Regions from separate parts of the Homo sapiens genome. Here region 1 is linked to region 2. Evidence: read pairs that join two places in POLR2A ChIA-PET (ENCODE). Cell type or tissue: GM12878. All regions are shown on one strand. Links, peaks and the distances in the headings refer to the core of each region. The heading gives the core; the rest is flanking DNA.

The links. Peaks named below come from ENCODE experiments on the same cell type or tissue, not always from the same donor. Only the 100,000 strongest peaks of a DNase experiment are listed, where the experiment ranks them.
Region 1: POLR2A ChIA-PET joins it to region 2 with 6 read pairs; 9 of 35 experiments call an interaction of 5 or more read pairs at or near these places.

What each region holds. Positions count from the first base shown.
Region 1 is chr2:64,111,337-64,116,721 of GRCh38, reverse strand. All of the region lies in intron 1 of PELI1 (pellino E3 ubiquitin protein ligase 1), which reads left to right. Among named protein-coding and RNA genes, the nearest start is that of PELI1, 30 kb to the left of the region's middle. RefSeq lists an enhancer at 2,519-2,598. In GM12878, for the core only: no CTCF peak of the experiment used is centred there; a DNase peak (open chromatin) is centred at 2,441; H3K4me3 peaks cover 1,546 bases; H3K27ac peaks cover 1,855 bases.
Region 2 is chr2:64,315,801-64,321,185 of GRCh38, reverse strand. No RefSeq gene overlaps it. Among named protein-coding and RNA genes, the nearest start is that of MIR4433A, 22 kb to the left of the region's middle. In GM12878, for the core only: a CTCF peak has its summit at 3,231; no DNase peak of the experiment used is centred there; H3K27ac peaks cover 328 bases.

The DNA.
Region 1 (5,385 bases), core at 135-5,134, 200 kb after region 2:
ACTTTAAAACTTTAAAACTCAATTGTTTCAGCAATTCCAGAGTGCTCATTTGTAACCTTAGTTTTATTATCTGTAAAATGTGGGTTATAATAGTTCCTATCTCATAAGGTTGTCCCAGAGATTAAATCACTTAATACATGTAAAGTGCTTAGAACAGTGCTTGGCACAGAGACTGAATTCAGTGTTAGCCATTATGAAAAGGGACTACCAGTGTGGGATGCTGACTTTAGAAAATGATAGGATTTCCCATGAATATCCTTTTATCTCATGTTTTTGTTCCAAATAACTGCCAAATCCCACTGAATTTGCTGCTTTATGCAGAATTTTATTTGGGACTTTAATGGTTAAACCTAGAGGACTTTCTAGTCTTGCTTTGTGAGGATCATTTTGTCATTTTAGGAACTTTGGTAATCTAAAATTGTTGAATACAAGCTAAGAATGGGCACAGACAATAAAACTGTTTGGGTTCTTAGTTGTGTGTTTAAAAATGTATTTTCTAGGTGTGGAGAATTAAGTGATTATTTGTGGGTAAGGTTGCAAGACTATATAAACAGCTCTCCTTCCACAATCAGGGAGCACGTGACCCTGTCTGTTCCTAAACTGTCTGGACTCACTTCTAATGTGTATGTTTTTCTTCCTGGTAGTACCAGGAATTTACCTTTGTGAAATACCCTGATTTTCCACCCTTAGGTTCCTTTCTGTCCTCATTTTTAAAATAAGCACACAAAGTCCACTTTATTTACTGAAATATTTGTCGTTGGTCACTACCAGGAAATGGTTGACAAATACAATGAACATTGAGGAAGTGACAAAGGTTCAGATAATCTCAGCACTACTCATAATTGAATAGTTGTTACTAATCTATGCTGAAGTATAACTTTTTTACAGTTTATTTTACATGTGAATACATTCTAGTCTTCTAAATGGTCCTGTAATAGGGTCTTTTAGTCTGTTTAGGAATTAGCCCCATTCTACCTTGTCTAGGGTGTGGAGTAATGACATTAGAAAATCTGGACCACTTTACCTCTGGTAGCTTCAGTTTCTCCATTTATAAAATGGGGACAAATGATTGTACTTTATAGTTGTAATAGAAATTAAATGGGGTAATGTATGTTGAGTTAACATGTGGATCTCAGTCCTAGCTCTGCCAGAGTTCTTTGGCCTTCAGTCACTGGGCTTTTCTGACCTACTCAGTTCCCTTATCTGGAAAATAGAGTTCAGACTTTCCTACCCAATTCACAGGGCTATTATGGGGGTCAAATAAAATAATCTTACGTGAAAGCATTTGGCTAATTACCATTCTATGCAAGTTCAAGATAGACCTTACCCCAAGGTTGATTCAAATTGACACCCTCTGTTGACCTAAAAGAATTCTCCCATGCTTGCCAAAACCTGCTTTTAATTTTTCTAAATATGGGCCCCTTAGTCCAGAAGATACTTATCTAGCCTCCAAAGATTTGCCTTTCTCTAAACAGCAGGCTACCCAGCAGTAGCCTTATAGCTACTTCTGTGGCCACTCCAGCTCTAGTCGCTTTCCTTCAACCATTTGAGAGAGGTAGCCACAATATTAAAATATTTTAAATGTACAGAAACATTAATCATTAATTGCCATCAAGGCAAGATTCTCATTCTCACTCTCAGCCCCTATCAATTCTAGTAAAATACTGAAACTACACCCGCCTTCAACTACACGGCCTTTACTAACACAAGTCTTAGTATAAATAACCTTTTATTATCAGTATCAGTATAATGTTAGTAAGCAAACATTAAGTACCTTACTGTGTGCCAAGAAGTATGCCAAAAAAAGGGGAAATTTCCATCCTAAGAACAATGTATGTTGTCTTCAAGATTAGAGCAGTGGTTCTCACAAGGTAGGGGAGTGAGTAGTGGGGAGATAGGAAGTTGAGGCATTTTTAAAGTCACAACTAGAATGTTCTACTGGCATCTAGGTAGAACAGAAAGGCCAGAGATACTGCTGAACCCCCTACAATGCACAGGCCAGTGCCCCACAATGTCAAAATGTCAGTAATGCCCAAGTTGAGAAGCCCCAGTTAAAGGAACAAATACTGTCCCTAGGAAAGATGTTAACTCCTTTTCCATCAGGATGAAATAAGTTATCCCTGTAGGTGATATACTATCAGCATGCTATTTGGCTTCTCTAAGAGAGGAGGGTGGGAATTTACACAGGTGGTGTCCTGTATCTTGGGAAGGGGAACATAGACTTCACTTCCTCCACTGCTGTGTTGAGAAGCTAAAAGACACTAGCAGAAAGTAGTAACCTCCAACTACTACTGCACACCATTATTTCTCCTTTTATGTAAAAATGCTATGTGTTACTCCTGCTGGTTGCAAAAGAATGAAGAAGGTGATTAAATTTTCACTCTTATCAAGAAACTGCTATGAATTAAACTCCAGTCATCAGCTGAATTGGTTTCATAAAATGGTTCCACCGCAAACATACTAAAGCAGTTCTTTCTGTTTGAGTCATCCTTTTGAAATCAGCCACAAGGAAACTCTAGTATAGATGGAAATCTGTTTTATCTGAGATAATATATGCAGTCCACATTGTTTTTCATCATAAAAAAATGTTATAACATTTTCATGTTTTAAAACATTTTCCTTTTTTTCTCAGTACCCCATTATGCCTACCCACTTGCCCACTAAAATAGAAGTGCTCAGAAGATATGTAAACAATCTGCATAAGATTTGTTTTGTCCCTTGCTTAGTATTTGTTTTGCTTTTTTTTTTAGGGCAGGAATTTTGTACTTGTGTTTAGTAGGTAGTAAGCAAAAGGCTGTGTGTGATGTAAATAATGAAAGAAAACATTTGTTAGGTTGAGAGACAAAGATTGATTTCTCAGTTTTTCTTCTTTAGGTGAAACTGACAGATATTATACAAAGTCTTTCCTTTGGGAAGACTTGATATGAAAATAATTGTATTTCACTGGCCCTTAAAAAGGAAATGATTAGAATGTTTAACAGTCAAATTAATAATACTATTCCTAATAAATACATATTTTATGAGTAACTTTTCATGTTCTCCCAGCCCACAAAGAAAATAACACTATTCCAGAATATGTTTATTTTAAAATTTTTTTTTAACTCTGGAAGTTTAGTTCCTGCTAATGAGAGCAACATGCTTTCGAGTATCAAGCAAAGTTTCAAAGTAATAGATAAAATAGAAGACAGTTTTATTAGGAAGATTTTCTTTAGCATTTCTTCTAGTCTTGAGTAGAATTAATGGTGCTATTTCATGTTCTTGGTGCTAGATAACATTGGGATAGGGCTGAATACATGAGGTCAAACTAACTTAATTGAAGACCAACAAATGAAGCCAGTAATCGAGACATTCGGATGTTTTTTATGTACATACTCATTTAAAGTTCTCAAGTACATGACTTCAGGAATTTTTTTTTTTTTTTCTTTTTTTTTGAGACAGAGTTTCTCTCCGTCACCCAGGCTGGAGGATCACAGCTCACTGTAGCCTCAAACTCCTGGGCACAAGTGATCCTCCCACCTCAGCTTTCTGAGTAGCTGGGGCTATAGGTGCATGCCATGACATTTGGCTAATGTTTTCTGTTTTTACTTTTTTTTTTTTAAATCTTTTGTAGAGACGGGAGTCTTACTATGTTGCGCAGGCTGGTCTCAAACTCCTGGCCTCAAGTGATCCTCTCACCTTGGCCTCCCAAAGTGCTGGGATTACGGGCATGAGCCACCATGCCCAGCCTAGGAATTCATTTTGAAGAATTCTTTTACTCAGATTTTAAAATATAGAGAGAATATATAAAGACAGTGAGTAGGAAAGCATTGTCTAGGTACTGGTCTTTGTTAAAGAGTATAAACCTTTGGGAAGATCATGAATCTTTCTTCAGAGAACACATAAAAAAAAAAGTTCCAGGAAGAATAGCTGTCACAGCATTTTATTTGCAGTTTAATAAGGCCAGTTGTATATTGATTGATTATATGCCATTTTTAAATTTTGAAAACTATCTTGGGTCATTTATGTATATAAATAACTGGTACTACAAAAGTGTTTTATTTTGGGTTTAGATTATCAAATACAGAAGTAGAAGCCAAGATTGAATGTGTTCCTGTGATTGAAACTTTGATGTCACTGATAAAATATCCCCAGATAAGGCCTTCTAAGAGATCTAAGCAGAGTAAGAATATGTCTGATTGGAAATATATTGTTTTTCTTGGCTAATTTGACCAAGGGCTCTAGAAATTATATGGAGGGTATATGCCAGCCGTACTCTTGTTTTTTAGTTTCTTGTCTAAGCAAAAAAATTGTTCTTTTGCTATAGACGCAATAGAACTAAATCTATAGTGTTATGCACGTTACTTGTAAATTCTTATGTCAGGACCAAATGGTCGCTTATATTTTTTCCAGCTCCCAAATTCCCTTTATTCCACTTTAGTCCCTTCATTTTCAGAGATGAGGAAACAGATTGCTTTGTTCAAAGACAGCTAGAACTAGAACACAGGCTAATACTTGCTAGCCATGTGATATACTAATGTCAGCCAAATACGGGCATTTACACTTTCAGATGTTTGCCATATCTGTGCACTTACTAATTCTATTTAATACAATTTAAATTGACTCCTTTAAATAAGCTTATTTTAAAGGAAATTTTTTGCTACTATAAATAGAAAACCATTATATCCTTTAAATAGTAACTCTAAATAGGAATTCAAAACAAAGCAACGTTATTAAAATTTAATTTAAAATTAATTTAAATTTAATTGTTATTAAATTTTTAATTATTGCTGTTCTTCGTCAGAAATGTGTCAAAGCATTGTTTTCATGTTTGATGTCAGTTCCTTAATTGTCTAAACAGAAAAAGCACAGCTAATGCCTCTAGTTAAGCTTCTGTATAACTTTTTTAAATGAAATGCTTCTTAGAGGGGAAATGAGAGGGCATGAATACATGTTTATATACTAAAGTATGATTTCATGTATATCAGAAGATCTTATTATATGGAACCAAAATTATTCTTTGGTTGATTTAATTGTTCTTGAAACTTCAGTTTTTACCTTGAAGGTTTTAGTTAGCTTAGCATAAGTTTATTTTTCTAAATAAGGAATCTGATTGCCTCACAACTCAGATGTATCACAGTTATGGTGAAATAGCAATATATTGGTTTCTGTAACCTTTTAAATACCGTAATGAATTAAAATCTCTTCAGCAAAAGCAAATATATCTAGGGTGACGAGAGGTGTTTTTAGTGTATTTGAATGATGGAAATGTTTTTCTTAAAATATTTCTGAAGCATTTTTTAAAATAATTTTTTGAATTTATTGATGATAGTAGTTGTGTGTTAGTGTGAATGACTGGTCTAAATGTGTATGTCACTTCCAAGGGATTAGTAGGGGTCAGAATGATTT
Region 2 (5,385 bases), core at 304-5,303:
CTGCTGTGAGCCTATGTCTTAGTTTGCTTTGTGCCACTATAACAGAATTCCACAGACTGGGTAACTTATAATGAAGGGAACTTTCTTTCTCCAGCTCTAGAGGCTGGGAAGTCCAAGATCAGGCGGATCACATCTGGTGGGGGCTTTCTTGCTAAGTCACCCCATGGCAGAAGGGCAAAGAGACGGCGAGAGAGAGACAAAAGGGGCTAAACTTGTCCTTTTATAAGGAACCCATTCCCACAATAATGAATCCACTCCCATGATAATGGCATTAATCCATGCATGAGGGCATAGCCCTCATAGCCTCAGCACTTCTTAATACTGTCACAATGGCAATTAAATTTCAACATGAGTTTGGGAGGGAACACACATTCAAACCATAACAACCTAGACTCTGGCCCAACTCTGGCTCCTCACTGGTAAGAATCTCTTTGATTATTAGAAATAAGGATCAAATAGCTGTTAAAGAATGCATGCTTTGGGCTGGGTCTGGAGAACACAGCCAAGGGCTTTGCTGACAGAAGCAGAGTAGTTAATGGCAAAAGTGTCGGGAGACCCAACCCTGACTGGGTCAGGTGACTTCATTCCCTTTATCGTGAATCTTACCACATTCAAGCAATTTTTCTCTCTTTACCCCTGGTAGGCTAGACCCAATGGGAACCTACCTGCTAACCTATACTTGAGATTTTAGCATTGCAGTGGTGTTGGGGGATGAAAGGAGGTCATTTTAAGCATAATAAATTTTGAGAGTTGAATAAAATGTTACCTCCTAGATTCAAAGAAAGATTGGATGGGCTGGGAGATTGATTGGCAGACAGATTTAAAGAAATATAGTGGGCTGGTCCACGGTATAGAAATCCGTAAGAGTTTTTGTGAACATGTGACCAGCCATAATTCCAAAATGTGTCTGCCACTTGATAATTATTCTGATGGATGGGCAGATGGATGGGTGGATGAATGGATTTATCCACTGTGGCAGACGCTGTCAGTGCCCTGCCCATATTCTCTGTTTTCATTTCTACACTCCAAAGCCTGCTTATTTCCCACACCTGCCACTCTGTCTCTTCAAGCCTTTATCTGGCTGGGAAAGTGCATCAGGCCTAGGAGCCAGAAAAGGAAGGTTACTGCCCTGGAAGCAGACTTCAACCCATGATTGATGGGGACGTGGTGAATAAAGACCCAGTCTCTGTTGGGTGACTCTGAGGCATGTCTACGCAGCAAGACTAACCCCCAGTTGCCCTCAGAGATAACTGAGAACACACTTTTTTTTTTTTGAGATGGAATCTTACTCTGTCGACCAGGCTGGAGTGCAGTGGTGCAATCTCGGCTCACTTCAACCTCTGCCTCCAGGGTTCAAGCGATTCTCCTGCCTCAGCCTCCCAAGTAGCTGGGATTACAGGTGCACACCACCAAACCCAGCTAAATTTTTTTTTGTATTTTAGTAGAGGCAGGGTTTCACTATGTTGGCCAGGCTGGTTTCGAACTCTTGACCTCAAGTGACCCACTTGCCTCAGCCTCCCAAAAAGCTGGGATTACAGGCATAAGCCACTGCGCCCGGCCAATAACACCCTCTTTATTGCCTTTCTTTCCTTCCCTGTCTCCTTTCCCATTTCCCCCTTAATGTTTCCTGGGGTAACCTTCCAAATGAACTCTTGTACTCAAATCCTTGTTGTGGAGCATGCTTCTGGGGAACCCAAACTAAGACATCCATCTCACGGACTGCTCTGTGAATGTGACTGAAAAGTCGCCAATGTCACCCTTACCTCTGCTTCCTAAGAACAAGAATAATATAGTTGGAAGAAGGGTGACAGCTAACTCACACATCATTGGATTAGTACCTAACCCTATCAAAGTGCATAATCACCAGGTCTTATTGCTGAGCAATGTGGTGGCTGACAGTGTTGACCCTCCTGCCGTCAGCAACTCCCATCCTAACCACAAGCAACTTCCAAGTTCTTCTTTAGCTCCGTTGGCTTTGAATTTTTATGTGGCACACTGTTTAATCTGCACCTAATTGGAATAGTATTAAACTCATTCTTGATTACTTCTCTCTGGAAACTCTCATCTTATTAAGTATTTAACAGAAGTTCACATTCATTACTGAAGCCGATCAGGCTCTGTTATTTAATGAATGAAAAGAGGACAAATGCCAGACCCACAAACCCATTTTCCTGGCCAACCTTGTTTGACAATGCAGCTTTCCTAACTCTAAGGTTGTCATGTTTGTTAAAAAAAACAGTCCTTTCAGCTTTTCTCTGATTATTAACTACCTAAATTCTCTACAGATCCTCGGAATACCTGCAATAATTTCTAACAACAGTAAAGGAGTGGTTCTCAGCCATAGCTGTGCATTAGAATCATCTGGGAAGCTTTTGTTGCAAGGGATTCCTGGATCCCACTACAGACCAATCAAATGGTGATGTGCAGACAGTAGTATTTTAAGTCTCCAGGTGGTTCTAATGTGCAAACAAGGATGAGAACCACTGATTTAGGGGAACAGAGTTTCTATAAGGCTTTGAACACCAGCTGCCCCAGGAGCTACAGATTTAGAAAAGCAGGAAGAGCTAAAAGTGTCATTGATGACAGGCCAAGTGACAAAGCACACATCATAATATAGTCACTGCATTTGTGGCCTGCCCTATGCTTCACTCCACCCTTTACTCACACTTCATTCTCTGCACTTGAGCCAAGGGACCTCGGGATGCCCCTCATCAACCATGTAATGATCTTTTGCTCTCATAATATAGCAAAGACTTCTCCTCTCCTCCCCTAAGAGATTTCAGATCAGGAATTTTATTTTCTCACTCGAAAGTTGAGCTTCATGTAGTCTCATTTCTCATGCATTTTAATTTCTCTATCTTCAGATCTGAGTAATTTTTGCTCCTGGGTGATTTTTGAACCTTCAGTTATTAGATGAATGTGGCTGCCTTCGTCCCTGGGGAGTTATCCTACAGGAGGTGTTTCTTACATCCCCAGAGTCCAAAAAATCAAAATGGAACCTAAATGCTGTGATATTTCTTTATGACTGAGCTCTACCCACAGCTGTCCCTTTATGGGCTTAGGGCCCTGGAGGATTTCAAGCCTGATAATGTATAAACTTTATAAAACCTTATAAAACTTAACAAAATCATAGTGATTATTTGGGATTCCAAGCCAAGGTAACATAATTTAAGTGAGTCCTTGAGCCTTTTAAGATGTTTTTATATCTTGGCATGTATCTGCATTTTTTCAGAAGGGGGAGACAGTCTATAGCTTCTTTCAAATCCTCAAACAGGTGTGTGTCTTCACACAGTTTAAGAATTAGCAACTTCATGCTTTTCCCCTCTTGCTCAAGAGCCCAAATACAGACTCTTTGATGTGAGAGGGACTCATATTGAGCCTCCTGGTCTCTTCCCTCACTTTGTTGCCTTCTCCTACCACCATCTAGGGGCTCTAGAATGTTACAGGATATAGCTTTCTGGTCACCAGAGAGGAGGCCTAAAGTCACAGAGCACCTGAAAGTCAAGGAGACAAAGTGATCCAGCTCCCAGGATCCAGCAGTTCTTTAGAAGAAAATATTTGGTATGGGTTCTCTGGTGGCCCATGAGATCCTAAGCAAACACTGTCCCAGACTAACATGACTCCAGGCTGAGAGCTGGCTTCACTGGAGAGAACAAGCCTCCCTTTCTTGTGCAAGCATATGTGATCCTTTTCTTTCCCCAAATTCTTAAAAAGGCATGAAAGGTGGTCATTTGTCACTGTCAGGCTTCCCACTGTATCAAAGCAGATACTTACCATGCTGAAATCCCACCTCAGCATACACCTCACTCCCTCACCTTGGAAAGGTTGAGTCTCCCAGTTTCTCTGCTGCGATGCGATGTTGGGGGGGCGGGGGCGGGGATTAATAATGTCTCACCTTCAGGGTGAGACAGAGGACTCTGTAAGTTCCATAAAGGGGAGGGAGGCTGTGAGTGTGTATGGGGGGTGGTGGCACGGGGAGAGGGAGCCAACATTTATTGACTCTCTAGTATGTGCCAGGTGTGTGCTATACCCTTCAATCATGATCACTGCCTGGTGAGCAGCTGCAGGGTACACTCAAGAGAGCAACTGCTGCACAAGGTCACACTGTTGGGCTGGAAAAATTCTCAACTCCAAGAGACTTACTCTTAAAAGAGGAGGAATAAACCTTTATAGTGCCTGTGACAATGACCGCCAATTGCACCTAGTATTTCATGCTTTTTCTTTAGCAGCACTGCCCAGTAAAACTTTCTGAGATTAAAATGTTCCATGTCTATAATGTCCAATGTGGTCATCATGAGCCACATGTGGCTATTGAGCACTTAAAATGGGGCTAGGCTGACTGAAGAACTGAATTTTAAATTTCATTTAATTCATTCAAATGTAAATGGCCATATGTCCTAGTGGCTACTCTATTGGACAGTACAGTTCTATGGTAGATCTGACTTTTAGCTTGACCCATGGTCCCCTGAATTGAAGCCTCTAATTCACAGCCTGTATTGCAGTCATGTGATTAAGTTTTGACCAGTGGATGCGAGGGGGGTGATATAGGCAACTTCCAGGCTATGCCCTCGAGGGAAGGGCATGCCCTCCGCATTGCCTTTTACTCCCTCCTGCTGGCTGGCCCAGGGTGTGGCCGTGAAACATCTGGAATCATGAAGACAACACCTTAGGGAGGGTACGGCAATAACATAAAAGGAAACTGGGTCCCGGAGGATGCTTTCATGAAGCTGTGCCCTAATTCCAGCTCAGACATCTATGCGTGAGAGAAATAAAAATTCCACTTCATGTAAGCCACTGTCATTTTGGGTCTGTGTGACTCTGAGCCACACCTATGTTCTATCCTAGCAGATATACAGTCTTCCTCCCTCTTACAGAGACTGGGGAAAACAAATGTCCCATGTATGAATTTCAAGGCTGCTGTCAGATCTTTATGCAATTTAAGGGCAGAAGCATTTGTGGAGCCTCTGCCCAGCAAAGCACTTTGGTGGGCTGGTCGGTCTGCAAAGGTAGACCTGAGTTTAGTGGGACATAAGGTTATGGAGAGCCAGATTCTATGCACAAGAAAGAAATCAGGATTTGGGGGAGAAGACTGGCTCTTAGAGAAGGGAGAAGGACCTGGAGAGAGAAGAAGGGACCTGAGAAAACAGCATCAGGATGGGCCTAAGGGGTAATACAGTCAGCAGGACAGTCCCCAGGGCAGGAATAATGGATGGGCTTTCTCATCAATGGCAACTGTTGTCCCTGTGTTGAGCTGTACTGCAGACAACCCCTTGCTTGCTCCAAACACTGCTGCACAGCCCAGCCTTGTGTGGATGGTGCTTTGGAGAAAGCTAAGGAATTGGGGCAGCATCCAACATGGGACAAAGCAATATGAGGAACACAGCA